Linked DNA regions of Homo sapiens: region 1 is linked to region 2. A link is a loop called in an ENCODE intact Hi-C map of the cell type or tissue named here. Cell type or tissue: B cell. All regions are shown on one strand. Each heading gives the region's core, and the rest is flanking DNA. Links, peaks and the distances in the headings are about the cores only.

Evidence for each region. Hi-C counts contacts between places; a loop is a spot of excess contacts. Peaks named below come from ENCODE experiments on the same cell type or tissue, not always from the same donor. Only the 100,000 strongest peaks of a DNase experiment are listed, where the experiment ranks them.
Region 1: a loop joins it to region 2, with 11 times the contacts of the local background. A loop is called at or near these places in 2 of 110 quality-filtered maps.

The regions. Positions count from the first base shown.
Region 1 is chr4:82,193,703-82,209,505 of GRCh38, forward strand. No RefSeq gene overlaps it. Among named protein-coding and RNA genes, the nearest start is that of HNRNPD, 170 kb to the right of the region's middle. In B cell, for the core only: CTCF peaks have their summits at 8,540 (motif pointing left) and 8,741; a DNase peak (open chromatin) is centred at 8,519.
Region 2 is chr4:80,354,942-80,370,744 of GRCh38, forward strand. CFAP299 (cilia and flagella associated protein 299) reads left to right here. Exons shown (of 6, transcript NM_152770.3): 2 at 7,813-7,943. Among named protein-coding and RNA genes, the nearest start is that of CFAP299, 27 kb to the left of the region's middle. In B cell, for the core only: CTCF peaks have their summits at 6,612 (motif pointing right), 7,853 (motif pointing right) and 8,056; DNase peaks (open chromatin) are centred at 6,590 and 7,840; H3K27me3 peaks cover 602 bases.

The DNA of each region.
Region 1 (15,803 bases), core at 5,165-13,164, 1.8 Mb after region 2:
GTTCAAACAGCTCCATTTTCAGCTAGCCAATGTGAGGTTGACTGTAAAGGAAACTGTGAAAGAGACTAAGTTTGCTTTAGTGTTCTCTGTCTCCTCTCTCTGGCTCTTTCCCCTTCTCCTGGAGCTCCTTCCTCAACCATTAGGCACCCAGACCCATTCCTGTCAAAAACAGCTATCAGGGAAAGTCTGATATCAGTCATTTTTCCATAAATGCAAATGTATGCTCTCATTCATTCAACAAATATTTAATAAGCAAATTATTTTAGGCTTGACAGTCTGCTGGATGTTGCAGACATGGAAGTATAACTTGCAGTCTGCACAGCATGATACGTGCCAGAATGGAGACATGGATTGGTATCAGAGTATTGGGGAGTTGCTGCTAAGAAGTGTATCTTCAATTAGTGATTGAAAGTTTTTGTCTCTTGTTAAATGCATTTCACACATCAGTAAATAGGCAAAAAAGATAGGGGAATGGAAGGAAGCCCCACGCCCCTAATCCATAATCTTACATTGTAGCTACAGAGAAGTCAAGCATTTGGGCCATTTTCTATCCCACCTACATATAGAGCTGGCCTGTGGCCATGGCCTGCAGAACAAATAGAAAACAAGCAGCAAACAGCAAAGCAAGCATCTGCTCCTGAAATTCCTGCTGTGCCTAAAGGATGTTTTTGAATTTGCTTGCATACGCCACAAAAAAATGAGATTTCCTATTTATATATGAATTAGACATTCAAATAATAATGCTCTCGTAGGTTATTATTTAATGTAGAGATTTCCTCTGTGTTTCTGCCTAACACCTGTTTGGTTTCCCTATCCCTGCATCACGTGTTGAAGAATCAGAGCCAAAGCTCTAAGAAAAGTATCTGTGCCCAGTATTTCTGCATTTGTAAAAGGAAGATAATAATATCTCACAGTGAAGTCAAGAGAATTAAATGAGACCATGTAAAGGACCTAGATCAACATCCGATACAAGGAAGGCAATCAGTAATGGGAGGAGTTTAGAAAAGCAGGTTTGGAGAGTTTATTTTTCCTAACAAGCTCCAGGCTTTTCTGAGAGATCACAATAAAATCTTATGCTGTGTTTTGTAGGTATAGTTATCCAGTGCTCACTGATTTCTTAGGAAGAAAATAAGCAGGCCCTTGAACACACAGATGTGCTACAGGGGAGGATGTTCATCTAACTGCCTAACTGCAAGGAAAGCTCAGGTAGGCTGATTGTCAGTCAATAATCAGAGTCCAGGGACTGCCATATTGGGTTACACTCAAACACAACTAAGAGGAGGATCCCAGGCCTTTGGCTTACACACACACGTGCACACACACACACACATCCAACAAACACTTCTTAATTGGGTTTTTAAGTTTTATAAGAAATATTTATGTTTTTATGTTGTAAACAAACATGACTGCACCCCTTTTTGTTGGTGTAAATTGCAATGTTGGAATTATCTTCTATACCAGAAGAACATTTTATGTTTTACAAACCAAGAGGCAATGCCGTCAGTTCTTAAACAGGTGTTCTAATAGAAAGCCCAACAGTCTTTTTAAATTTTACATTTAACAATGTAAAAACCACTCATTGCTCAAGGCCTAGATTTACCCCAAGGGCTCATAATTTGCTAACCTTGTACTAAAAAGGTGAAGCTAAGAATTTCAACTGTTGTATTACTTTTCAAATTTCAATGCAAATGAGAATGCACTTCCTTTCTAATAGACATTCTCACCAAACAGACCAGGAGATATATTGTACTAGCAGTCACCCACAAAATATGGTCTGTAATTTCTAATATGGCTCTAGCCCCAAAACATATCCCATTTCCACCTGAAATGGCCCATCTACTGTTGCCTAGATCCTCCATTCCAAACTTCACCTTTTAGTACTAAATAATTCTTTTTTTTTTTAAGAAACCATCTAAAGGGACAATACCTTAAGTCACTAAAATTCTAACAATAACTTTTATTTTCTCACATGGGAATCTTTTTTTTTTCTTTTTTTTTTTTTTTTGAGACAGGATCTCGCACGGTCGCCCAGGTTGGAGTGCAGTGGTGCGATCTTGGCTCACTGCAACCTCCTCCTCCTGGGTTCAAGTGCCACAGCCTCCTGTTTAGCTGAGACTACAGACATGTGCCACCTAGCCCAGCTAATTGTTGTATTTTTAGTAGAGACAGGGTTTCACCATGTCAGCCAGGCTGGTCTCGAACTCCTGACCTCAAGTGATCCACCTGAGTTGGCCTCCTAAAGTGCTGAGATTACAGGCATGAGCCACCGCGCCTGGCATCATATGGGAATCTTGAACAATGTATGCAAAATAAAAGAACACCAAAAGAAGGGAGAGGGAACAAGTGTTGTTCCCAATGGAAATTTGGAATGTTTCCTAATTCCAGATCAATTTTTTTTTTAAAAGGTTAGTGATGGGGCAGTGCTATTCTGATACATCTGCGTGTCTTACCTGCTTTCCCTAAGGGAAACAGAATAAGCATGTTAAGCATGCAGTCTCTGGAGACTGCATCTAGTTCTCACAAGCAGTATAAACTTGCGCAAGTCACTGAACCTAAATGAGTCTCTGTTCAACTTTCTGAAAAATGGCAATAGTTCTAGGATTTATCTCAGAGTGTTGTTGTAACAATGAAATAAGATGCGTATATGAAGAACACTTGGAATAGGATTGGCCCATAGAGACGCAATGAGTGATAGCAATAATCGTTTTAACAGTTGTTCTCAAATTTTAGTGCAAAATAATAAATATAGAATTTGTTTAAAATTTCTACTTCCATCCCTACTGGAAATTTCTACTTCCATCTTTTCAGAAGGTCTGAAGTGGGGCCCAGGAATATGCATTTTAATAGGAATGTCGGATTATTTTGATGTCAATGATATAGGACCATACTTTTTAAAAAATAATGCCCTACAAAACAAATCAATAATGTTAAAAGTCAAAATAGTGATCACCTGAGAGGATGTGGGAGACGGTAGTGATTAGGAGAAAGTTCAAGGAGACTGTAAGGTGCAGGTAATGGTCTATACCTTGGCCCAGGTGTCGGCTACATGGATAGGTTAACCTTGTAATAATTTATCAAGTTGCACACACAATTTTCTGTATATGTTTTTTTCTTTAATAAAAAAATAAAAATATAAAACCACAACTAAAGTAACAACACAATCAAACCAGTGCCCTCTGTCTGTGGTTCTTATCTCTGACTGAATATTAAATTCATCTGGGGAATATATAACAAACATCCTTGCTCCAATGTTAATAAACATTAAGTCCACAACTCTCAGAAATTCCGATTTGATCAATCTGGTTTGGGGCCCAGCCATCAGTATATTTTTAAAACTCCTCACGTGATTCTATCCTTTGCAGCCAGAGTTGAGAGCCAATGTGTTATATCAGCGTTCTCAAACCTTACCATACATCAGACTTATCTAAAGGACCTATTAAAATACCAATGATTGGCCCCCCACTTCCGGAGTTTCTGAGTAAATGGGTCTAGGATAGAGCCTGAGAGTTTGCATTTCTAACACCTCAGGTAATGCTGATGCTACTGATCCACAGAACACAGGCCACACTTTAAGAACCATCGACTTTTACTTACTTTCCTAATAAGGTTAAACCTGTAACACCTAATCCTCTCTTCCTCATTCTCCCAATATTCCTTATCAATAAAGAGTTAATACTCCTCAAATGTTTAAAATCTATATCCCAGGAGTAACTGCACTGTGTCTACAGTTATCACATGCAGGTAGTTCTGACATCATAACTTTTGGTTAAGCTAGCAAACATTCTTTCATTTGAATATTCATACATTCCATACACAGACATTAATGTGCCCCTAAAATGCACCACTGAGCTGTGTGCAGACCTGGCTTTCTAGTCCTCACACTAGAGCAAAACTCCTGAGTCTCATACATACAGGAACTATGTTGACTGCTGATTGCTGACTACACCACGCCTTCTGGATTATTCTTGGGATAGCTATCTCTTTCTGTAGGTGGACACAGCAAGAGGCACTGGAAGAATCTGGAGGTCCTTGGGAAATGAGTATCATACTCTCAAAAGAAGGATACACACACTTCTATACAAAAGTAAAGAGTGTTCCTTAAATATTTTTAGGTGCTCACAACACATTTGTCCTGAAGGCTCCAGTTGGAACTTTACCTCTTACCAGAACTTTCCTCTTACCTCTCACCAGAACTTTACCTCTTACCAGAGGCAGAGATTCCACTGTGAGAAATCTAGTGGCAATTTTAAAGACCACTCTCCATGTGTAGCCCCAGATAATACAATGCAGAACAATCATCAATCGTAATACAAGCATGACCCTTAGATCATCACTCAAACTGATTTACTCCTAAAAACTTTGCTCTGCACATTTTCATTCCCCCATGCCCTTGTTTTGTTTACATTACTTAAATTCTACTGGGAAGAAAGGCCTTGATATTGGATTGCAGAGCCCACGTAAAACATCTAGGCTATTGCATTTGTCAACTCTCAAGGCAGGTAGAGTAATTGAAGTCCATTTATAAAGCTTTTCATAACTCACTAGCAAGAATATAAACTGACAAGTTTAACAAAAAAGGAAGGGAAATTCTTAGGAAATTATATTCACTATGAATTCCCCCATGTTTCTAAAGACATTTCTATAAAACAGAAAGCTTTGGCTCAGTGTCAGTTAATACTATAGCAATAAAACAAATCACCAATTTTCCTCAATTGTTACCGTCTTACTCTTAGTTTTAGAAAAACAACTGCTTTACTTTATACCTTGCATCTCACTATCTCTTTCAACAGAATTAATGCTACGTGAAATCCTATGTGATCTGTACCCAATTTTATGAAATAACTGGTATTTTAGGCAGAATTAAACCCAGCAATATGTAAAGAGTAAAACACTGTGTTTAAATGGGGTTTGCCCCAGAAACAAAAGGTTTAATAGAAAAGCAATCAATGTGGCCAGGTGCAGTGGCCTGTAATCCCAGCACTTTGGGAGGCCGAAGCAGGCAGATCACCTGAGGTTGGGAGTTCGAGACCAGCCTGGCTAACATGGTGAAACTCTGTCTCTAATAAAAATACAAAAAATTAGCCAGGCATGGTGGTGGGCACCTATAATCCCAGCTACTCAGGAGGCTGAGGCAGGAGAATTGCTTGAAACTGGGAGGCAGAGGTTGCAGTGAACCAGGATCACGCCACTGCACCCCAGCCTGGGCGACAGAGTGAGACTCCGTTTCAAAAAAAAAAAGAAAAGTAATCAATGCAAATTCACTATATTAACAAAAAAAAGGAGAAATACAGTATGATCCTCTCAACAAATACAGAAAAGGTATTTAATTAAAAATCTAAATTCATTCATGTTAATTACTCTCAGCAAACTAGAAATAGAATGGAACTTCTTCAATTGATGTATGAAAAATCTTACTTAATGGTGAAAAACTGAATACTTTCCCCCTAAAATCAGAAATAACGATGGCTTCTCTCACTACTCTTACTCAACATTTTGCTAACAGTCCTAGCCAGTGCAGTAATGTAAGAAAAGGAAATAAAAGGCATGCCAATTGGAAAAGGTGAGGTAAATTTGCCTGTATTAGTAAACATGACATGCTCATGAACATAGGATATCCTAAGGAATCTAGAAAAAAGCCACTAGAAATAACAAGTGATCTAGGAAGGTAGCAGGATACAAAAACAATACCTAAAATCAATTCTACTTCTATATTCTAGAAACAATTAGAAATTCAAATCTTAAAATACTACCATTTATAATATCAAAAAATATTAAATAATTAGAGACAATTTTTTAAAGTATGCAAGTCCTTACACTGAAAATAATAAAATATTGCTGAGACAAAATAAAGACCGAAAAAAATGAAGACATAACCTATATTCATGTCAGAAGACTCCATATTGATTAGACATCAGATCTCACCAAATTGGTCTATAGATTTTTCATAATATCAGTCAAAATCCCAGCAGGCTTTATTGTAGAAACTGACAAGCTGATTCTAGAATTTATAAGGAAAAGTAAAAGACCTAAAACACCCAAAACTATTTTGAAAAATAAGAACAAAGTACTCATACTCTCTGATCTTAAGACTTAATATCCAAATGGGGAAAAGTGAACCTTGACCTTTACTTCACTAGTCACAAAAATTAATTTGAAATGGGTTATAAACCTAAACATAAAAACAAAACTATAAAACTTCTAAAAAAAAAAATACATTTATCTGACCAGGACTTGTAGGTACAATACATAAAGAACTCTTATAATTTTATAAAAAGAACACCAATAACACAATTAAAATGGGAAAAATATTTGAACAGAAATTTCACAGAAAGAATACATAGAATGCCAAAAAGCATATGTAAAGATGCTCCCCATCTTTAGTCATAAAGAAAATACAGTTAAAACCACAAAAGATACCACAACATCCCCACTCAAATGGCTAAAAATGTAAAAGACTGAGAATATCAAGTGTTAGCAAGGATATAGAGCAATTAGAACTCTCAGACATTGCTGGTAGAAATGTAAAACAATGCAGCTACTTGGATAAACTATTTGACAGTTTCTTAGAAAGGTCAACATACATTTACCATGTGACTCAGGAATTCCTCTCCCAAGTATCCTTTAAAAGAAAACATATGTACATTCTCACTTATTAAAAAATAGAATGAATAAGACCTACTCTTTGATAGCACAATAGGGTGACTATAGTCAATAATAACGTAATTGCATATTTTAAAATAACTTAAAGAATGTAACTGGGTTGTTTGAAACTCAAAGGAAAAATGCTTGAGGGGATGGATACTCCATTCTCTGTGATATGCTTATTTCACACTGCAGGACTGTATCAAAACATCTCACATACCCCATAAATATATACACCTACTATGTACCCACAAAAATTCCAAAAAATAATTTTTAAAAATTTATGAAAACACTGAAAACAAAACTTATTTTTAAAGTACACATGGGTTTATAGCAGTATTATTAATAATAATAATAACGAAATGCTGAAAACAGCCCAAATTCAGTTACAAAAAAAACAAAAAAACAAAAAAAACAACTACTGTTCCATGCCACAACATAGAGGAATCTCTAAAACATTACACTGAGGGGTGAGCGGCGGCGGGTGGTGGGGGGACCTAACACAAAAGAGTGCCTACTTCATAATCCCATTCATATGAAACTGTAGGAAAGACAAATATGGTCTATAATGATAGAAAGCAGATCAGTGGTTGCCTAGGACTGGGATTGGGAGATGGTGGTTATGGGAAGGAGAACAGGGGGACCATTTGGGTGGACAGAAATGTTTTATATTTTGATTGTGTAAACATTTCTCAAAACTCATAGAATAGAGACAGGCAGAGCCAGATGGCAGAACAGAACCCTCCAGAAATCATTCCCCAACAGAAACACCAAATTGAACAACTATCCATGCAAGAAATCACCTTCATAAGAACCAAAAATCAAGTGAGCAATCACCATGCCTGGTTTTAACACCGTATCAAGGAAAGGGTCATGAATCAAGAAACAGAGACCAAAAAAAAGAGAAAGGGGCACTGAAAACAGTAAGAAAGACAGTCTTGCATGGCCCCTCACCCCAACAGTAGCCTGCAGAGAGAGAATCTCCAAGTACACAGGTACCTGGAGAAGGGAGGGAGCATTTAAACTACCCTTGGCCAGAGGGGAATCCTCTGCCCCAGGGTAGGAACCTGGGTGCCAGCCAGCTCCACCACCAGCTGACTAAAGAGCCCTGGAGTCCTGAATAAATATGAAAGGCAGTCAGGCCACAAGGACTGCAGTCCATGGGCAAGTCTGGTTGCTGCACTGGGCTGGGAGCCAGAGGAATTGGAGTGCACACAATCCATCAAGACAGTTGTGGTGGCCAAGGGAGTGCTTTTGTTGCTCTTCCCCCAACTCCAGGCAGTGCAGCTGGGGGAGAGACTTCTTCCACTTGAGGAGAGGAGAGGGAAGAGTAAAGACGACTTCATCTTGCAACCTGGGAACCAGCTTAGACACAGTTAAAAAAGAAAAAGAAGAAGAAGAAAGAAGAACCACCACCAGCACCAGCACCACCAAGCAGATTTCTGAAATGGCCCAATTCCAGGCCCTAGCTCCTGGACATCATTTCTAGATCCTTCCTGGGCCAGAAGGGAAGCTGCTGCCCAAAGAGAAGGACCCAGTCCTGGAAGGATTCACCACCTGCTAACTAAAGACCCCTGGGGGCTTGAATAAATACCAGTGGTAGCTGGGCAGTAGTTACCATGGGCCTTGAGCAAGACTCAGTACTGGCTTCAGATGTGACCCAGGATAGTCCTGGCTGTACTGGCCTTAGAAGTGTCTGCGTCACCCCTCCCCCAACTCCAGGCAGCCCAGCACAGAGAGAGAGAGAGAGACTCCTGTTTTGAAGAAAGTGAAGAAAAAGAATGAGAAACTGCCTCATAAGGGAATTCTCCCCATCTTACCCAAGCCCACCAAGGCAGTAGAAGTCTACAAGAATAATAGCATTACTGGACATGGGGCGCCCTCTAGTGCAGATATGACTGCAGTGACCAAAGACTTAGATCATAACATTTAATTCCCTTTGAATACCTGGAAAGCCTTCTCACAAAGGATGGGTACAAAAAAGCCCAGACTGAGGGATTAGAATAAATACCTAATTCTTCAATGCCCAAACATGCATGGATGAACATCCGCAAGCATCAACAACAAGCAAGAAAACATGACCTCACCAAATGAACTAAGTCACCACTGACTAATCCCCCAGTGACAGAGATATTTGACTTTACAGAGAGAGAATTCAAAATAGCTGTTTTGAGGAAGTTCAACAAATCTCAAGAAAACACAGAGAAGAATTCAGAGAATCCCATCAGAAAAATTTAACAAGGATATTTAAATAACTTTAAAAAATCAAGCAGAAATTCTGGCTGAAAGCTTCAATTGACAAACTGGAAAATACTTCAGAGTCTCTCAACAGCATAATTGATCAAGCAAAAGAAAGAATTAATGAATTTGAAGACAGGCTATTTGAAAATATACAGTCAGAGGATAAAAAAGATTAAAAAAAGGAATAAAATATGCTTACAAGATTTAGAAAATAGCCACAAAAGGGTAAATCTATGAGTTATTAACCTTAAAGAAGAGGTAGAAAGAGAGATTGGGGTAGAAAGTTTATTGAAAGAAATAATAACATAGAACTTTCCTAATTTAGAGCAACATCAGTATTCAGGTACAAGGTCATAGAACATTAAGCAGATTTAACCCAAATAAAACTACTTCAAAGCATTTAATAAACAAAACTCCCAAAGGTCAAGGATAAAGAAAGAACCTTAAAAACAGCAAAAGAAAAGAAATCAATAACATATAAAGGCGATCCAATACATCTGGCAGCAGACTTCTCAATGGGAATCTTGTAGGCCAGGAAAGAATGGTATGACATATTCAAATTGCTGAAAGAAAAAAGAAAACTTTTATCCTAGAATATTATATCTAGCAAAAATCCTTCAAACATGAAGGAGAAAAAAAAATACTTTCCCAGACAAAAGATGATAGATTTCATTGACACCAGACATGTCCTACAAAAAATGCTAAAGAGTATTCTTCAACCTGAAAAAAAAGGACAATAATGAGCAATAAGAAATCATCTGAAGGTATAAAACTCATGAGTAACAGTAAGTACACAAAAAAAACAGACTACTGTAACATTATAATTGTAGTGTTAAACCACTCATATCTTGAGTAAGACAAACCAATCAAAAATAATAACTATAACAACTTTTTAACAGGTAGATAGTATTGAAAGATAGAAACAGTGAAAAGTTAAAAAGTTTTGGAGGGATGGTGTTAAAGTGCAGAGTTTTTATTTGTTTTCTTTTTGCTTGTTTATTAGTGGAGTGTGGTTTTTTGGGGTTTTTTTTTGTTTGTTTTTTGTTTTGGTCATCAGAGTTAAGTTGTCATCAGTTTAAAATAATGGGTTATAAAATGTTTTTTGCAAGCAAGCCTCATGGTCACCTAAAATCAAAGACCTACAGCAGATAGATTAAAAATAAGAAATTAAAACATACTACCAGAGAAAATCACTTTTACACAAAGGAAGACAGGAAGAAAGGAAGGCCACAGAACAAACAGAAAACAAATAACAATGGCAGTAGTAAGTCCTTAACTATCAATAATGACATTGAACGTAAATGAACTAAACTCTCCAATCAAAAGACATAGAGTGGCTGAATGGATAGAAAAATAAGACCTCAACTATATGTTGTTTACAAGAGACTCACTTCACCTATAAAGACACAGACTGAAAATAAAGGGGTGGAAAAAACATATCCCATGCAAACGGAAACCAAAAAAGAGCAGGAGTAGCGATACTTATATTAGATAGTGTAGATCTTAAGACAAAGAAGGTTATCATATAATGATAGAGGGGTCAATTCAGCAAGAGGATATACCAATTGTAAATATATATGCACCCAACAATGGAGCACCCAGATATATAAAGAAAATATTATTAGTGCTAAAGAGAGAGATAGGCCCCAATACAATAATAGCTGAAGATCTCAACAACCCACTTTCAGTATTGGACAGATCATCCAGACAGAAAATAAACAAAGAAATATCAAACTTAATCTGCACTATAGACTAAATGCACCTAATAGATATATTTACAGAACATTTCATCCAACAGCTACAGAATGCACTTTCTTCTTAGCACATGCATCATTCTCAAGGACGTGCCATATATTAGGCAAAAAAACAAGTCGTTAAAAACTCACAAAAATTGAAATCTTTCACCTGATCTTTGCCTGGTATTTACAAAAAAGAAAAGAAAATTGAAATAAAATGAAGTATATTCTCTGCTCACCATGGAATAAAACTAGAAATCAATTACAAGAGAAACTTCGGAAACTATATGAAAACATGACAATTAAACAGTATGCTCCTGAATGACCAGTGGATCAATGAAGAAATTAAGAAGAAAATTGAAAAATTTCTTGAAACAAATGAAAATGAGAACACAACATATTAAAATCTATCAGGTATAGCAAAGGCAGTACTAAGAGGAAAGTTTATAGCAAATAAGTCCCTACATCCAAAAAGTAGAAAAACTTCAAATAAATAACCTAATAATACATCTTAAAGAACTAGAAAAGAAAGAGCAAATCAAACCTAAAATTTATAGAAAAAAAGAAATAATAAAGATCGGAGAAGAAATAAATGAAATTGATAGCAAAAGAATAATACAAAAGACCAATAAAATGCAAAGTTGGTGTTTTGAAAAGATAAGTGAAATTGAAAAACCTTTAGCAAAACTAACTTAAATAAGAGAGAAGACCCAAATAAATAAAATCAGAAATAAAAGAGAAGACATTACAACTGATAGCACAGAAATTCAAAGAATCATTGGAGGCTATTATGAACAACTATATGCCAATAAACTGGAAAACCTAAAAGAAATGGATAAATTTCTGGGCACATACAACCTACTGATTGAACCATGAAGAAATCCAAAATCTGAATAGGCCAGTGACAAGTAATGAGATTGAAGCCATAATAAAAAGTCTCCTAGCAAAGAAAATCTCAGGACTCAATGGCTTAACTACTGAATTTTACTAAACATTTAAAGAAGAACTAACACCAATCCTACTCAAACTATACCAAAAAAAAAAAAAAAGTGAAGAGGAGGGACTATTTCCAAACCCATTCTACAAGGCCAGTATTACTGTGATACCAAAATCAGACAAAGACACAAGAAAAAAGAAAACATCAGGCCACTATCTCTGATGAACATAGATAAAAATTTCTCAAGAAAATTCTAGCTAACCAAATACAACAACATATTTAAAAGATCATTATCATGGCCAAGTGGGATTCATCCCAGAAATGCAAAGATGGTCCAAGATATGCAAATCAATTAACATGATATGTCATATAAACAGAATATGATCATTTAAATTATCATTATCAAATAATAATATCATTTCAATTGATGCTGAAAAAACATTCAGTAAAATTCAATATCCATTCATGATAAACACTCTAAAAAAATGGGCAGTGACGGAACATATCTTAACACAATAAAAGCCATATATGACAGACCCACAGCTAGTATCATACTAAACAGGCAAAAACTGAAAGCCTTTCCTCTGAGATCTGGAACAAGACAAGGATGCCCACTCTCACCATTGTTATTCAACATAGTACTGGAAGTCCTAGTTAGAGCAATCAGACAAGAGAAAGAAATAAAGGGGATCCAAATTGGAAAGGAAGAAGTGACATTATCCTTACTTGTAGATGATATGATCTTATATTTGGAAAAAACTTAAAGACTTCACAAAAAAGTATTAGAATTGATAAATAAATTCAGTAAATTTGCAGGATACAAAATCAACATACAAAAATCAGTAGCATTTCTTTATGCCAACAGTGAAAAATCTGAAAAAAGAAATCAAGAAAGTAATCCCATTCATAATAGCTACAAATGAAATAAAATATCTAGCAATTAACCAAAGAAGTGGAACATTTCTACAATGAAAACTATAAAACATTAATGCAAGAAACTGAAGAGGACACCGAAAAATGGAAAGATATTTCATGTTCATGTATTAGAATAATCAATAGTGTTCAATTGTCCATACTACCCAAAGCAATCTGTAGATTCAGTCAATCCCTATCAAAATACAAATGACATTGTTCACAGAAATAGAAAAGATAATCCTAAAATTCATAATAACCACTAAAGACCCAGAATAGCCAAAGCTATCTTGAGCAAAAACAATAAAACTGGAGGAATAGCATTATCTGACATCAAATGATACTACAAAGCTATAGTAGCCAAAACAGTATGGTAGTGGCATAAAAACAGACAAATAGACCAATAGAACAGAAAGCACAGAAATAAATCCACGCATCTACAGTGAGCTCTTTTGACAAAGATGCCAAGAACATTCATTGGAAAAAGGACAGTCTTCAATAAAAGGTACTGGAAAAATTGGATGTCCACATGCAAGAGAATGAAACTCTCGCCATATACAAAAATCAAATTAAATGGATTAAAGACTTAAATCTAAGACTTTAAACTATGAAGCTACTAAAAGGAAACATTGGGGAAACTCTACAGGACATTGATCTGGGCAAAGATTTCTTTAGTAATACCTCAAAAGCACAGGCAACCAAAGCAAAAAAGGGACAAATGGGATTACATCAAGTAAAAAGGCTTCTGCACAGCAAAGGAAACAATCAACAAGGTGAAGAGACAACTCACGGAATGGGAGAAAATATTTTCAAACTACCGATTTGACAGGGGATTAATAACTAGAATAAATAAGGAATTCAAACAACTCAATAAATAATTTGATTTAAAAATGGGCAAAAGATCTAAACAGACATTTGTCAAAGGAAGACATAAAAATGGCAGACAGGTATATTATAAAATGCTCAACACCATTAATAATTAGGGAAATGCAAATCAGAACCACAATAAGATATCATCTCACCCCAGTTAGAATGGTTATCAAAAACTAATAACAAATGCTAGTGAGGATATGGAGAAAGAAGAAGCCTCATACACTGTTGGTGGAATGTAAATTAGTATAGCCACCATGGAGAACAGTATGGAGTTTCCTCAAAACACTAAAAAAAGAGCTACCGTATGATGCAGCAATCCCACTGCTAGATTTATATCCAAAAGAGAGGAAATCAGTATATCGAAGAGACACCTACACTCCCATGTTTATTGCAGCTCTATTCACAATAACCAAGATTTACAATCAACCTAAGTGTTCATCAGTCAATGAACAGATAAAGAAAATGTGGCACATATTACAAAATAGAATATTATTCAGCCATAAAAAATAATGAAATCCTGTCATTTCATGTCAGTTTCATGGATGGAAATGGAGGACATTATGTTAAGTGAAACAAGCCTGGCACAGAAAGACAAATTTCACATATTCTCACTCATTTGTGAGAACTAACAATTAAAACAATTGAACTCATGAAGCTATAGAGCAGAATGATCATTACCAGAGGCTGGGCAGGGTAACATGGGGGTGAGGGGAAATGGAGTGGGGATGATTAATGTGTACAAAAAATACATAGATAGAATGAATAAGATCTATTATTTGATAGTATAACAGGGTGACTAAAGTCATTAATAATTTACCGTGTATTTAAAAATAACCAAAAGAATAGAATTTGAATGTCCCTAACACAAGGAAATGATAAATACTTGAGGTGATGGATATTCCATTTACTCTGATGTGTTTCTTACATATTGTATGCCTGTATCAGAACATCACATGTACCCCATTAATATATACAGCTATTATATTCCCATAGTAATTAAAAATTAAAAATATACATACACACTCATGGAAGCATTTTATTGTATGTAAATTATACCTCAATAAAGTTATTTTTTACTTAAAAAGTTAACATTTTTTACATTTCTGACTACATTTTGACACTGTTGGTGTAATAAAAAAGAAGCAATGAATATGAAGCATTGAATAAAAAGAGCTACCATCTGTGCTCAGCATTTGAAAAAGATTTTTTCACTTAATTTTTCCATAAAACCAATGGCTTGACTTTATTTCTAGTCTCACTTGAGGGATGAGAAAAGTTGACATTATAATAAGCAGTGTGGTTGGCTTGGAAAGTCAGATCCATCGATCTCCAAAGTAGTCCATGCTCTCAGCACTACATCATGATTTTTCCCAAAGTAGGAAGACATTGTACCCTCAATATGCCAACAAAGAGGAAAATAAGTCGGTTTGTCACCTGGGCAGAGCAGGAACAAAATAAATCATCAAGAAGCTTTTCAGGGACCACTAATGTCAATAGACCATCAAGTCTGAACTGATGGAGCAGCAAATGTAATTATTGCACCAGGAAAATTCCAGTTTAAGATACTGCTTAATCTCAAAGGTACAAAGGTCCTTGTTATTATTCTCATTTAGAAGGAGAATTAACTTGCAAAGAAGGGCAGGCATTTTCAAAGAATAAAAACTATATACCAACTTTCCTCTCCCACTTATCTTGTTTACTAGAATGGTTATGTTCCCAGCTCATCATGTTTTACAGGTGAATTCTTTCAAAATTTGAGGGACAGATAGTATCATATGAAGCAAATGGATCCAGCACCAGAAAGAACATAAGTAAGAAATGGAAAACAACCTCATGAATTCTAGAAAAGCAAATATAGCCTTAATACCAAAACTTCACAAAGATAGTACAAAAACATTTTTTTGGAAAGGCTAAGGGACAGGGAAGAAAAGGGAAGAGGAAGGAAAGAAAAGAGTGGAAGGAGACTTAGAAAAATTTCATTTAAGAGTATAAGAGTGAAATTACAAATAAAATGTTAGCAAATATAATTCAACAAAATATCATCTATGGTAACCAAATAAAATTAAGCAGAGAAAACAAGAATGGCCCAGTAATGAGAAACTTATGAACACAATATGCTGTGACGGAAAAAGCCAAACAAGAAGATCCATAATTCACCATTTAATCATTTGCCCCAACTTGTCATTCATTTTTTTATCCTAATATATGAATACATAGAAGTTACTGAAATACTTTCTTTGAATAAGGAAGAATATCAATTTATACTAAAGATGAAATATACATTTATAACATCAATAAATAAAACTCCCCAGCTGCCAAAAAGGCATTTAATAAAATTAACCTCCATGCCTGATTTCATTACTAGCTTTAAAATAGGACAAAAAGGAGAAAAGACTTTGAAGTGAAACAGACCTAGGTCAAATAAAAACACCACCACTAACCTCATGTATACATAGCCCAGT
Region 2 (15,803 bases), core at 2,913-10,912:
TCTAGATTGATTCACTGTTGTGAATAGTGCTGCAATGAATATACATGTGCATGTATATTTATAATAGAATGATTTATATTCTTTTGGGCATATGTCCAGCGATGATATTTCTGGGACGAATGGTATTTCTATTTTTAGGTCTTTGAGGAATTGCTGCACTATCTTCTACAACGATTGAACTAATTTACACTCCCACCAACAATGTATAAGTGTTCCTTTTTTCTCCGCAAGTTTGCCGGCATCTGTTATTTTTTGACTTTTTAGTAGTAGCCATTCCGATTGGCATGAGATGGTATCTCATTTAGGTTTGGATTTGATTTGCCGTTCTCTAATAATCAGTGATGTTGAACTTTTTAAAATGTGATTGTTGGTCACATGTATGTCTTCTTTTGAAAAGTGTTCATGTCCTTTGCTTTTTTTTTTTTTTTTTTTTTGAGACAGAGTCTCGCTCTGTCACCCAGGGTGGAATGCAGTGGCGCGATCTCGGCTCACTGCAACCTCCGCCTCCCGGGTTCGAGCAATTCTCCTGCCTCAGCCTCCTGAGTAGCTGGGATTACAGGCGCATGCCACCACACCTGACTAATGTTTTGTATTTTTAGTAGAGACTGGGTTTCACCATTTGGACAGGCTGGTCTCGAACTTCTGACCTCATGATCCATCTGCCTCGGCCTCCCAATGTCCTTTGCTTTTTAATGGGGTTGATTGTTTTTTTCTTGTAAGTTTACGTTCCTTATAGATGCTGGTTATTAAACCTCTGTTGGATGCATAATTTGCAAAAATTTTCTCCTATTCTGCTTAGGCTGTCTGTTCACTCTGATGATAGTTTTTTCTCCCATTCTATAGGTTGTCTGTTTGCTCTGATGATAGTTTCTTTTGCTATGCAGAAGCCCTTTAGTTTAATTAAATCTCATTTGTCAATTTTTGCTTTTGTTGCAGTTGCTTTTGTGATTTCATCATAAAACCTTTGCTTATGCCTATGTCCTGAATGGTATTGCCTAGATTTTCTTCTAGGGTTGTTATAGTTTTGGGTTTTACATTTAAGTCTTTAATCCATCTTGAATTAATTTTTGTGTATGGTGTAAGGAATGGGTCCAGTTTCAATTTTCTGCTTATGGCTAGCCTGTTCTTCCAGCACCATTTGTTAAATAGGGAATCCTTTCCCCATTGTTTTTTTTTTTGTCAGATTTATCAAAGATTAGATGGTTGTAGACATGTGGCTTTATTTCTGAGTTCTCCATTCTGTTCCATTGGTCTATGTGCCTGTTTTTGTACCAGTACCATGCTGTTTCGGTTACTGTAGCCTTATAGTTTGAAGTCAGGTACCGTGATGCCTCCAGCTTTGTTCTTTTTGCTTAGGATTATCCTGACTATATGAGCCCTTCTTTTAGTTCCATATGTATTTTAAAATAGTTTCTTTTAATTCTGTGAAAAATTTCAGTGATAGTTTAATGGGAATAGCATTGAATCTATAAATTGCTTTGGGCAGTATGGCCATTTTCACGACATTGATTCTTCCTATCCATGAGCATGAAGTGTTTTTCCGTCTGCTTGTGTCCTGTCTAATTTCCTTGAGCAGTGGTTTGTAGTTCTCCTTGAAGAGTTCCTTCACCTCCCTTGTTAGCTGTATTCCTATGTGTTTTATTCTTTTTGTGGCAATAGTGCATGGGAGTACATTCCTAATTTGTCTCTCTGCTTGTCTGTTGTTGGTGTTTAGGAATGCTTGTGATTTCTGTACATTGATTCTGTATCCTGAGACTTTGCTGGAGTTGCTTATCAGCCTAAGAAGCTTTTGGGCTCAGTTGATAGGATTTTCTAGATATAAGATCATATAATCTGCAAATAAAGACAATTTGACTTCCTCTCTCCCTATTTCGATATGCTTTATTGCTTTCTCTTGCTTGGTTGCCCTGGCCAGAACTTCCAATGCTATGTTAAATAGGAGTGGTGAGAGAGGACATCCTTGTCTTGTGCCAGTTTTCAAGGGGTATGCTTCCAGCTTTTGCCCATTCAGTATGATATTGGCTGTGGGTTTGTCATAAATGGATTTTATTGTTTCAAGGTATGTTCCTTCAATACCTGGTTTATTGAGAATTTTTAACATGAAGGGATGTTGAATTTTATCCAAGGTCTTTTCTGCATACTATTGAAATAATCATGTGGTTTTTTGTCTTTAGTTCTGTTTATGTGATGAATTATGTTTATTGATTTACATATGTTGAACCAACCTTGCGTCCCAAGGATGAAGCCAACTTGATTGTGGTGGATAAGCTTTTGATGTGCTGCTGGATTCGGTTTGTCAGTATTTTATTGAGGATTTTTGCATGAATGTTCATCAGTGATATTTGCCTGAAGTTTTCTTTTAATGTGGTATCTCTGCCAGGTTTTGGTATCAGAATGATGCTGGCCTTGTGGGATGAGTTAGGGAGAACTCTCCCCTCTTCAATTTTTTGGAATAGTTTCAGCATGAATGGTACCAGCTCTTCTTTGTACATCTGGTAGAATTCAGCTGTGAATTAATCTGATCCTGGGCTTTTTTGGTTGGTAGGCTATTTATTACTGACTCAATTTCAGAACTCATTATTGGTCTGTTCAAGGATTCAAGTTCTTCCTGGTTCAGTCTGGGGAGTGTTTATTTGTCCATTAATTTACCCATTTCATCTAGATTTTCTAGTTTATGTGCATAGAGGTGTTCATAATATTCTCTGATGTTTGTTTATATTTATCTGGGGTTGGTGGTTTTATCCCCCTGTTGTTTCTGATTGTGTTTATTTGAACCTTCTCTCTTTTCTTCTTCATTAGTCTAGCTAGTGGCCTATTTTATCAATTTTTTCAAGAAACCCAGCTTCTGTATTTGTTGATCTTTTGAATTTTTTTTGTGTGTCTCAATCTCCTTCAATTCAGTTCTAATTTTGGTTATTTCTTGTCTTCTGCTAGCTTGCTTTGGGATTTGTTTTCTCTTGATCCTCTTGTTCTTTTAATTGTAATATTAGGTTGTTAACTTTAAATTTTTCCAACTTTTTGATATGGGCATTTAGTGCTATAAATTTCCCTCTTGACACTGTCTTAGTTGTGTCCCAGAGATTCTAGCATATTGTACCTTTGTTCTCTTTAGTTTTAAAGAGCTTCTTGATGTCTGCCTTAATTTCATTATTTACTGAAAAGTCATTCAGGAGCAGATTATTCAGTTTTCCTGTAATTTATGGTTTTGATTGAATTTTTTAGTTTTGATTTCTAGTTTGATTGTGCTTTGGTCCAAGATATTGTTTGTTATAATTTCAGTTATTTTGCATTTGCTGAGGAGTGTTTTACTTCTCATTATGTGGTCGATTTCAGAATATGTGACAGGTGGCAGTGAGAAGAACATACGTTCTGTTATTTTGGGGTAGAGAGTAGATATTTATCAGTTCCACTTGATTTAATGCTGAGTTTGGGTCCTGAATATCTTTGATAATTTTCTGTCTCGATGATCTGTTTAATATTGTCATAGGGTGTTAAAATCTCCCACTATTATTGTGTGGGAGTCTAAGTCTCTTTGAAGGTCTCTAAGAACTTGCTTTGTGAATCTGGGTGCGCCTGTCTTGTGTGCACATATATTTCGGATAGTTAAATCTTGTTGAACTCTTTCCCATTACTTAATGCCCTTCTTTGTCTTTTTTTAATCTTTGTTGGTTTAGAGTCTGTTTTGTCAGAAACTATGATTGCAACCCCTGCTTTTTTCTATTTTCCATTTGCTGGTAGATTTTTCTCCATTCCTTTATTTTGAGCCTATGTGTGTAATTGCTTGTGAGATTGATCTCTTGAAGACAGCAATGAGTTTTTGTTCTTTATCTGGCTTGCCACTCTATGTCTTCTAATCGGACCTTTTAGCCCATTTACATTCAGAGTTAGTATTGATATGTGTGGATTTGATCCTGTCACCACAGTTTTAGCTAGTTATTTTGCAGACTTGTTTATGTTGTTGCTTCATAGTGTCACTAGTCTGTGTACTTCAGTGTGTTTTTGTAGTGGCTGGTAATGGTCTTTCCTTTCCATATTTATTGCTTCCTTTAGGAGCTTTTATAAATCAGGTCTGGTTGTAACAAATTCCGTCAGCATCTGCTTGTCTGAAAAGGATCTTATTTCTCCTTTGTTTATGAAGCTTGGTTTGGCCAAATATGAAATTCTGGTTTGGATTTTCTTTTCTTTAAGAATGTTGAATATTGGCCCCCAATCTTTTCTGGCTTGTAGAGTTTCTGCTGAAAGGTCTGCTGTTAGTCTGATAGATTTACCTTTATAGGTGATCTGACGCTTCTCTCTAGCTGCCCTTAACAGTTTTTCTTTCATTTTAATCTTGGAGAATCTGATGATTATGTATCTTGGAGATGATCTTCTTGTGAAGTACCTTACTGGGGTTCTCTGCATTTTCTGAATTTTAAAATTGTCCCCTCTATCTAGATTGGAGAATTTCTTTGATGATATCCTGAAATACATTTTCCAAGTTGCTTCCATTCTCCCCATCTCTTTCAGGGACACCAATGAGTCCATAGATTCCATCTCTTTACCCAATCCTAGATTTCTCAGAGGTTTTGTTAATTCCTTTCCATTCTTTTCTCTCTATTCTTGTCTGACTGTCTTATTTCAGAAAGCCAGTTTTCAAGCTCTGAGATTCTTCCCTGCACTTGGTCTATTCTGCTATTAATACTTGTGATTACATAATGAAATTCTCATATTGTGTGTTTCAGCTCAATCAGGTTAGTTACATTCTTTTCTCTACTGTCTACTTTGTCTGTCAGCACCTGCATTGTTTTATCATGATTTTTAGCTTCTGTGCATTGGGTTTCAATATACTTCTGTAACTTCAATTATCTTTGTTCCTATCCGTATTCTGAATTCTATTTCTGTCATTTCCGCCATCTCAGTCCTGTTCACAACCCTTGCTGGAGAAGTGATGTGGTCATTAAGAGGAAAGAAGGCACTCTGGCTTTTTAAGTTTTCATCATTCTTGTGCTGATTCTTTCACACCCTTGTGGGCTTATGTACTTTCAATTTTTGAGGTTTCTGACCTTGGAATGGGTTTTATTTTTCTTTTATCCTATTTGATGACTTTGAGGGTTTGGCTATGGTATAAAGTGGATCCAGCTGACTGGCTTCATTTCTGGGAGATTTTAGGGGGCCAGTGCTTAACTGCCAACTCCTGGACTGTGTGCTCTAAGTCTGGGGGACTTGTATTGGCCCCTGACTTTATTCTCTTGCTCCTTGAGGTTTGGAATCCACTGAACTGGGGGAGGAGGGTGAGGTTTGGCAACCACAGCAGAGTGGTAGCAGGTGCTGAGGTGCCTGCCTCTCTGCAGGCACTCACCACAGTGACAGAGGCAATGCAGCTGGAGGGGGAGTGAGCCCCTCCTGAAGACTGTGCTGGAGGCGGTATTGGCTTGAGGAAGGTATGCTGGTGGGTACACGTCTAGGTGCCTTCTCTCTGCTCTGCAAGCAGGAGTCATGATACTACTTTTGTTTAAAGAAATCCAACACACCCACACACGTCAGGAGCAAGGATTGACAGCCTATACCCCAAGATGTCAGTGATTATCTCTGAGTGATAAGATCATAGTGATATATGATGTGGATGATATGTTTGTCGTATATCTTTAGGTTTTCCACAACAATAATGTATTACTATTGTAAGTAGAAATAGATAAAATGAACTTAGTAACACTCATTTAGTTGATAGGTAAGTGGCCAGCCACTAGCCTTCTGATTGTTATAGGTTTCAAGTTTCTGAATCCTAGGGCAGATAATGTAAAAAGGATATGGAATTTTTAAAAAACAAACTTTCCAGTGGACCTGTAGATTTTATTTTCCAATTCAAGTCCATCTACCTTATATTTGGTGGAAAATTCTTCTGGATTCTGTTTGAGACCTGCCAAGCCTTAGAGTTTGTCACTGAGACTTTGTCTTTCTTTGTGGCCCTTACATACATTATTTTGGGGGTTGGGAAAAAGTTGTGTTCGAATATGCAAGTCAAGATTCCATTTTAAGCCAAATCCCCCAAGCAAGGCTCAGATTCCTCAGATAACCTTGGGCATTGTACTTCCTTTGGGCTAGTAGCTTTGCTCTTAACTAGGATATTTCAAGACATGCAAGAAATACGTTGTCATAATGGACAGATGACTCATGATTCCATCAGTTTAGGGTATGATAATGGTAAGTGAGGCAATCAATATCGACTTTCAGTTTATTTTCTCAATAGATCATGCCATTTCTTGCAAAATAGTTTAGCATTGGTGAGTCCAGAATTATCCAAATGATTTTGTGTAACCCAGGTAAAGCACACAGGGATACAAAATTCACTCAGTATTCAAAATAAATATAGCAAATTGTAAGTAATCTTTATTATGCAAAATTCTATGTTTGACCACAAGGAATTTATATTCCTACAGAAGAGTCCCACAACCTCACTGAGCTGAAGTCCTTTCTACAAATTCACTTTCAGTAATGTATTTAAGAAAATTCTTACTCAAATGATCTCACTTTTGTAAATTAATCCCCAAATCTGCATTGGTATTTCTATTAAAGATTAATTCCACTAGGTGGAGATATTTGCTCAGTTTTGTGGTTCACACTAAAGGATACTGGAATAGAGAAATCTATTAAACAAGGGAGTGTCTCAGAAACAAGAATAATAGCCTTGGGCCTTCCAAGACCTGTTGCTTTGCATTGTAATCATTTGGCAAATGTATACACATTGCTTTGTGGAGTTTAGTATTTGTTTTTAATGATTATAAAAGTGGCAGGTTTCTAGGCTTACAGTATATAATTTTTTATTTTGTTTGAATACTTACAACTTTAACCACTATGGTTTGAATAGACTGTTAACTAGACATCTTAAGTTTTCTCCTTTAACTGTTAGACAGTTCTTGCATTCAACAGCGATATAGTAATTAAGTCTTCATAATAATAAAATAGATTCTGTTTTCACTATGTTTTAGATATTTTATTTTTAATTAAAATGATAATGGCCACTATTAATATATAAATACTGTTGTTGAATACTTTAATCTTTATACTAATAACTTTATGAAAAATGGTACCTTGTCAAATCATGGGGAAACAATTTTTTTAAGTATACCATGCAACTGACAAAGATGTATGCGATAATTCTTAAAGTAAGAAAAGTGTAAGGCCTAAAATACTGGGAAGTTTTTTTTTTTTTCAATTTGAAATTTTTTTGTGGTGATCTGGGTTTCTACTTTTCTGTTTTTATTGGTACCAACATTATATGGAAACAATCTTCATAGTTAAGTAAGAAATTCATCTGCTCCTCTTTATTTTGTATTTGAAGTTATAATATTCTGTGCCATCGGTTAATTGACTTCAAGGAAGTAAGGCTCTAAAACAATGAGCTCTCTCAAAGCAGCTTGGTTCTTTTTTTTTTTTGCCATTGGTTTTTAAAATGTCTTTTGTGTATGAGTACCATTGTCTCTATTTTTATTGTTTTAAAGATACTCTATTAATTACCTACAGCTGTTCTCATAAATTGATTAAAAACACAACAGACTTTTGTCCTCTAATCCCTTAGAGAAAAATTAGCAATTGACATTTTTTTTTCATCTTAAATATATGGGAAAGGGAAGACCAAATCAGATGTGTATAAATGTATTATTAGAAAAATTCTAGTTTTTTTATATCTAATAGATCATGTCTAGTTTTTAAATACATTTAATTTTTCATTTAAAGCAATTGCTTGGTATACATTGCAGATGTAAGATATAAGTAAGTAAGTAAAAATAGTATGTCTCATTTGCCCACTCACCTAACAACTGATTTTCTCTCTAGGATGAAACCCTGGCCCGCCAGTTGGTGGAGCTAGGCTACCGAGGGACTGGAGAGAGAGTGAAAAGGGAAGATTTTGAAGCAAGGAAAGCGGCTATAGAGATTGCAAGACTGGCTGAAAGAGCTCAGCAAAAGTAAGTGTCCATGTTCCAAATCCAGATTTTATGTTATATTCTAGACCTCTGGAGTAATTCAATTTCGTTTGCATTGTTTAATTTAGAAGCACTGGGTGGAGCAGGTAAAACTTGGAATATCCTAAGCATTTGTTCTGCAGATGAGGAACTGAAGCAACTGTAATATGCTTGCACTAAAGCCACATGCAACTTCAAGCTACTAATTTGAAATATACATACCAAAATATGGTCATCATACCAATAAAGTCTTGTTAAAAAGTAACTTGATATTATTGGTTTTATACATTTATATACTAAAAATATGAATGACTTTTGCCTTAGAATTCTTTGTACTTTGAGGTCTGTAAATCTTTAGTATCATTTATGTTCTCACATTTTTCTAAGCATTAATTCATTCAACTTTTTAATCACTAACTTTTGTTTATATGCCTAATTTATATATGTTAGTATATAATATGTGGTTATATTAAACATAAATGTAATGAAATATGTTAAAACATATGATGAAAGAGATATATTCCTAAAGTGAACTGCATCAAACTTGTAAGGCAATTTTATAAAGACCTAACTAGTTGACAAATTAATAACCTATTTCATTTTTAAAAGTGGATCATTAAAGTATAAATGTTGGGGAGGATAATTACTTAGAAATCAGTATACTATCATTGGATAACATCTTTAAAATTACCCAGTAATTATGAGCATAAACTTCCCATGTACACATTATAAACAATAACATTTGGTAGTGGAATGTGCTTTGGTCTTGGGAATATGCAATTAGAAGTGGCCATTCTAATGGTAATTGTGTTTCAGAACCATAGTATACTGAAGTTTAACATACTGATATTTGGGAATATATTAGTTTTCTATTGCTGCCATAACACGTTATTACAAATTTGATGACTTAAAATAACACATTTCTGGCCAGGCGTGGTGGCTCACGCCTGTAATCCCAGTACTTTGGGAGGCAGAGGCGGGCAGATCAAGAGGTCAGGAGATCAAGACCATCCTGGCTAACACAGCAAAACCCTGTCTCTACTAAAAATACAAAAAATTAGCTGGCGTGGTGGTGGGAGCCTGTAGTCCCAGTTACTCAGGAGGCTGAGGCAGGAGAATGACGTGAACCCGGGAGGCGGAGCTTGCAGTGAGCCAAGATCGCGCCACTGCACTCCAGCCTGGGCAACAGAGCGAGACTCCGTCTCAAAACACACACACACACACACACACACACACATTTCTTTGTTCATTGTTCTGTCCATACAGTGTGGCTCGGCCAAGCCCTCTGTATAGTATATCACAAGGTTGAAATCCTGGTGTAGGCTGGATGGCATTCTTGTCTTGAGGTTCTGAGGATGCAACTGCCTCCATGTTCAGTTTGGTTGGCCAAATTCAATTCCTTATGATTATACGGCTGAGTTCTCCAGTTCCTTGGTTGTCATTTGGGGGCTGGTCTTTGCTCCTAGAAGCTGTTCATGTTTCTTTTTAAGCTTTCCCACTCCCTCCAGCAACAGTGGGTCAAGACCCTTTTACCCTTCAGATTTCTCCAACTTCCTCTTCAGAAGGTTCTTTCCTGACTCTGGTCCAAGAAATATCTCTCCTTTTAAGGACTTATGTGATTACACTGTGCCCATCTAATGATCCAGGATAATCTCCCTGTTTTAAAGTCAATAATATTTATTATATCATCAGCAAAGGCCCTTTGTTTGTTATTTCTTCAACTTTTATTTTAAGTTCAGGGGTATGTGTGCAGGATGTGCAGGTTTGTTATAGGTAAACATGTGCCATGGTGGTTTGTTGCACAGGTCATCCCATCACCTAGGTATTAAGCCCAGCATCTATTAGCTATTCTTCCTGATGCTCTTGCTTCAACCAAGCCCCACTTTGACAGGCTCACTGTGTGTCATTCCCCTCCATGTGTCCTGTCTATGTGTTCTCATCATTCAGCTCCCGCTTGGAGGTGAGAACATGCAGTGTTTGGTTTTCTGCTCCTGTGTAAGTTTGCTGAGGAAAACGGCTTCCAGCTCCATCCATGTTCCTGCAAAGGACATCATCTCATTCTTTTTATGGCTGCATAGTATTCCATGGTATATATGTACCATATTTTCTTTTTTCAGTCTATCATTGATGAGCATTTGGGTTGATTCATGTCTTTGTTATTGTGAACAGTGCTGCAATGAACATGTACATGCATGTATCTTTATAATAGAATGATTTATATTCCTTTGGGTATATACTCAGTGTTGGAATTACTGGGTCAAATGCTATTTCTGTCTCTAGGTCTTTGAAGAATTGGCAAACAATGGTTGAATAATTTACACTCCCACCAACAGTGTAAAAGTGTTCCTTTTTCTCCACAACCTTGCCAACATCTGTTGTTTTTTGACTTTTTAATAATCACCATTCTGACTGGCATGAGATGGTATCTCATTGTGGTTTTGATTTGCCTTTCTCTAATGATCAGTGACGTTGAGCTTTTTCTTATATGTTTGTTGGCCGCATGTATGTCTTCTTTTGAAAAGTGTCTGTTCATGAAGCAAAGGACCTTTTGGTATGTAATGCAACATATTCACAGTTCTTAAGATTAGAGAATGGATATCCTTAATCCCATTAATGTGAGAAAGGGGCATTCTGCTTATCACAGGTAATTTATATAAAATCTCAGGAATTTACCGAACATAGTTATTCACTATCAACTTCTATTCTTGGAAAATTGAAATGAGGCTAGTTTTCTGTGTACAATGTAATGTTTGAAATGTGTCTTATGTAAAACATCAGGGAGAGTCTTTTCTTTTTGTGAGAATCAGTCAATGTCTATCAGTCAGAAGCAGAAGTGGAAATATTTTTGTGAGATTTTACAAGGAATTCCTGTAAATTCACATGCAATTTTATGAGTGATATAAGCTATTTCATATCAAGACGAGTTATTCATGTTTAAAGTCTAAGTTCTATTGACATCACATGTCCATTTTGTGTTTGAGGATCAAAGTAGGTATTTCCTCTATGCAATAGTCTCTTTAACTGGTCAGAGCTGGAAGTCATCAGGCTACTTATGAGCCAGTTTTGGGAGACTAATCCCCATTCAGAGCTGCTAGAATTTGAAGGCCCTTTCATCTGCAGATCTTCTCTGGTTGCCTTTGTAATGGGATGGGTACCATATGTTGCCTTTTGCCCCATGTGGTAGTCCATTCCCTTCCAGGTTCATTTAGTGTTGTTGACAGCAGGGCCAGCAGATGGTGTCCTAGAGCCAAATATGTCCTGTGCCTATATTTGTTGGAGGATCACTTTGAAAATATGCATGAACATCTGACTGCCAGCCAGCTGGCAACTTGGAAACACTTGGTTCCACTATCAGATCATCTTACATTAACTTCTTTAATATGCAGGTGAGCAACTCCAAGTAGGTCACAATTCTTTGGTCTAGCAATCATAGAGCACCTATTTCGAGAAGTGCTGGTATCTAGGAGTATGTTAATTACTCACAATAGCTTCACAGGGGAAAAAGTCTGGAGAGATGAAAGTTAAAGATATCAGGAAGGTATATTTTGATTAGGGATGTTCAAGAAGAAGGCAAAAATGCTAAAAAAATATTTTGGGCTTCTATTCAGTCTTTCACAAATTAGACAACCATAGTGCATTAGGCTCTGTGCTGTAGGCTCTGGGAATACAATAGAAAACAAGACTTAGTTCTCACCCTCAAGAAGCTTGAAGACTAGAGAAATGAAAGGCATTACATTGTTGGTGGGAATGGAAAATGGAAAACAGTTTGGCAGGTCTTCAAAAAATTCAACGTAGAGTTACTATATGACCCAGCAATTCTACCAAACACATATTCAAGGGAATTGAAAAACCTAAGTCCACTTAAAAACTCATATACAAATGTCAGTAGCAGTATTATTCATAGTAGTTAAAAGGTAGAAATTGTCCAACCCATCAACTGATGAATGGATAAAAAATTTGGTACCTAAGTGTAATAAAATACTATTCAGTCATCAAAAGGTATAAAGTAGTGTTACATGCAACAACATGAAAAACCTTAACACATTAGGGTAAGCAAAGGAGGCTAGAAAAAAAAGACTACTTACTGCATGATACCATTTATATAAAATGTCCAGTATCAGTAAATCTATAGAGACAAGTAGATTCATGGTTTCCAAGGACTGGATGGAAGGGAGATTGGACAATGACTGCTAATGAATATGAGGTTTCTTCTTGGTGTGATAATATGTGTAAATAGACATTGGTGATAATTGCATAACTTTGTAAATATACTAAAATCTATTGACTTGTGCACCTTAAAAGTGTGAATTTATAGTATGTGATTTAAATTTCAGTTCAAAAAGACAATTGCAATGGAAGATGATAAATGCAATCGTAAGTACTGTGGCAACATTTTGAAGTAATACAAAGTCAAGATTTGTGAGGGGACGTGAAGAATAAGAAAAGTTCTTCTTAATGTTTGACCACTAAATTGATTCTTAAAGGCTCAATTAGAGTTAATCAGGCAAAGAGTGGTGTGAGTGAACACATCCATTTTGCCTCAATCTTATGATAAACTCCCCTTATTCACAAATTATTTTCTTTACTTCTTTGTCTTAATTTGTACCTGTTCCTTCACTAAGGCCCTTTTTTCTCCAAAAACTATACCAACTAGAGGCACCCATTTCAACATTTACTGGGTTGGTATCCAAGGTGATGATGTGGGGCAGGGTCGGGGGGATAGAGTCGATTCTTCATTCTCCTAGCTTTCTCGTCCTTTGCTTCAAAATCATCTCTGCTCCACTATTATATAAACATCTCTGATTTCTTCTCCACTGAGATTCATTCCACTGGTTATAGTAGCCATAAGACAGAAGCTGTAGAGGTTGGAAGAAGGGATGGGAGTAATTTAGCTGATACCCATTTGTCAGGACAGGGAATTCTCTCCCCCAGGGACTGGCCATGGTTTTCTTGCATAAGTGCCAGATAATTTCTATTTATAGTGAGAAGTTCAGCTGATTGCCATGTGGTGGAGAGATGGAACTTCAATATTCGTGACACACATTGACTATTGTGTTCCTAGAGCCTAGTCAGTAGTTACAACTGAGTCATCCCTCAGGCTGGATACTTGCCTGGATGAGCTTGTAAGATCATCAGTTTTTCACTTTGGGTCACCTTATCTTATTGGGAAATGAATTCACCCCTCTTAAAACTGGTTCTGAGATAATGACCTTATTTTGCTAGAGCATGGTATCTGAAATGCAGATGATCGGAATAAGTGGTAGCCCTGATGGATTCTGTCATTGTACTGGTTAGCTATTGCCATCTTCTTGGAAGACTATTAGATAAGTCTTTGGGAATTACTGTAAGGATTCACTTGATAGGAGTCTCAGATGCTGTATATACATGGATCCCTATGATCTTTTTGTACTTGATGAAGAGGATTTCTATGGTGATTTAGAGTAGGGCTCTTGTACCCTTTATTCTCAAGTATATCTGGAATAAAATGTAAAAACTGGATAAATCTCCAGCCTTTCTTATGCTATTCAATCTAGTTAATTTAGCATCTGTTAAATTCTTTTTTCTGCTATAATGTATAGTTATCTCCTTCAATTTGTTTTTAACTATAGAAGGTAGAAATGTCTGTTAACTTATAAAATACTTTTAATTTTATGGAGATGAGCACTTTGGGAGGTTGAGATAGAACTGCCTGAGCCCAAGAGTTCAAGACCAGCCTGGGCAACATAGTGAGACCCCAAATCTTAAAAAAAAATTATGGTGATGAAGTCGGATAAAATTCCAGAGTTTATTTTATATAAGAATGGCTTTATCCTGTCAACCTTGTTTTATTTTTGTATATCATTTTATGATAAAAACTGAATATCATATACTTGAGAATTAAATGAGAAAATTTATGTATTTTAAGTGTTTGGTGAAATAATTTTAACTTTTTGCTTAGTATCATATTTTTAAATAGTTATTCTCATGGTTTGTTGCTTTCAAACCAAAGCAATACAGTTGTGATTTGTTGCAGATTAGCATCTCCAGGAAGCAGACAGTGAGAATTAGGAGTGCACAAGGTTTGTTGAGAAAGCAAACACCTGTGAAAGGAAAAGTGAGGAAGCAGGACTGAGCAGGGTCAGAGCCCTAACCTCAAACTTTGAGAGAATCTCTCAGCACAGTGGAGAGCTCCACAGTACAAGTTATCCCACATGGGATGAAATAGCCAGGCCTTAGTATCTCCACTGTACTCATTGGCTGGGGACCACTAAGAAAAGTTGAGGCCAATCTTGAAAGGGTTAAAAGCTGGAAGCTGTCAGCTCATGAAGCTCCTCACAGCTGGCAGAAATTCCTTTATACAAGGTACATCTGAGTGATGCATCTTGTAACATACAGATCTACTTCATGCGCACATGGAGCAGCTCCTCCAGAGCATAAAGGCCTCTCTTCATGAGAGGAAACTCACAATAAAGTCAATGGGGTGAGCTACCGCCCCTATCATTTCATAATCTTCCTCTTCCACTATCCATTCTAAATCTCCTGCCTTTGTCTATCATCTTTCTAGGATTTTGTGATGTGACCCAAAATCCTTATTCACAAATGCCCTGAGGCCCTTATCATCCTACTCTACTCAGGCCCATGTTGATACATTTGTCATTCACATTTAAAATTTAGGAAGAGCGTATGAACAGATGCCTAGGTGGTTCACCTGAGTTAGCCATGTATTCTTCCCTATCCCCATTCTATAACTGCAGTCCTTCTTTTTGCTGATCAGCATCAGTTACTCTACAAGATCATGTCTCCTCTTCTTGCCTGCTGCTTCCTGGGCACAAGATGCCCAAGGTGCCTAAGTGGCAGCCATAGCTTGTAGTTCAGTGAGACACTTGCTGTTTTCCTTGGTGAGTATCCTAGTGCATGCACATCGGTTTTTAATAGTATTGCTGCCGAGCTGGAGATTCAGTGGTGCCTTCAGTGAACATTCCAGCACTTTTAGCTGACAGCTTCTGGATAGTGCATGCATAATATGACCAGAGGACCCCATGTTCATGAACACTCTGCTGTATCTATTTTCTATACAATGGGTATATCAGTTCATTCTTACACTGCTGTAAAGAAATATCTGAGACTGGGTAGTTTATAAAGAAAAGAGGTTTAATTGGTTCATGATTCTGCAGGCTATACAGGAAGCATGGTGGCATCTGCTCAGCTTCTGGGGAGTCCTCAGGAAACTTACAATTATGGCAGAGGGTGAAAGGGAAGCTGGCACTTTACATGGCCAGAGCAGGAGGAATAGAAAGTTGGGGAGGTGCCACACACTTTTAAACAACCAGATCTCTTGAGAATTCACTATTGCAAGGAGAGTACCAGGGGGAAATCTGACCCCATTATCCAATCACCTCCCACCAGGCCCCACCTTTCTTCACTGGGGATTACAATTTGACATGAGATTTGATGAGGACACAGATTCAAACCATATTATTCTGTCCCTGGGCTCCCCAAATCTCATGTCCCTCTCACATTGCAAAACACAATCATGCCTTCCCAACAGTCCCCCAAAGTCTTAACTCATTCCACTATTAACCCAAAAGTCCACAGTCCAAAGTCATCTGAAACAAGGCTAGTCCCTTTTGCCTATGAGCCTGTAAAATCAAAAACAAGTTAGTTACTTCCAGGATACAATGGGGGATAGGCATTAGGTAAGTACCCTTGTTCCAAAAGGGAGAAATCGGCCAAAAGAAAGGGGCTACAGGCCCCAGGCAAGTCTGAAACCCAGCAGGGCAGTCATTAAACCCTAAAGCTCCAAAATAATCTCCCCTGACTCCATGTCTTACATCCAGGGCATGCTGATGCAAGGGGGGCTCCCAAGGCCTTGAGCAGCTCCAC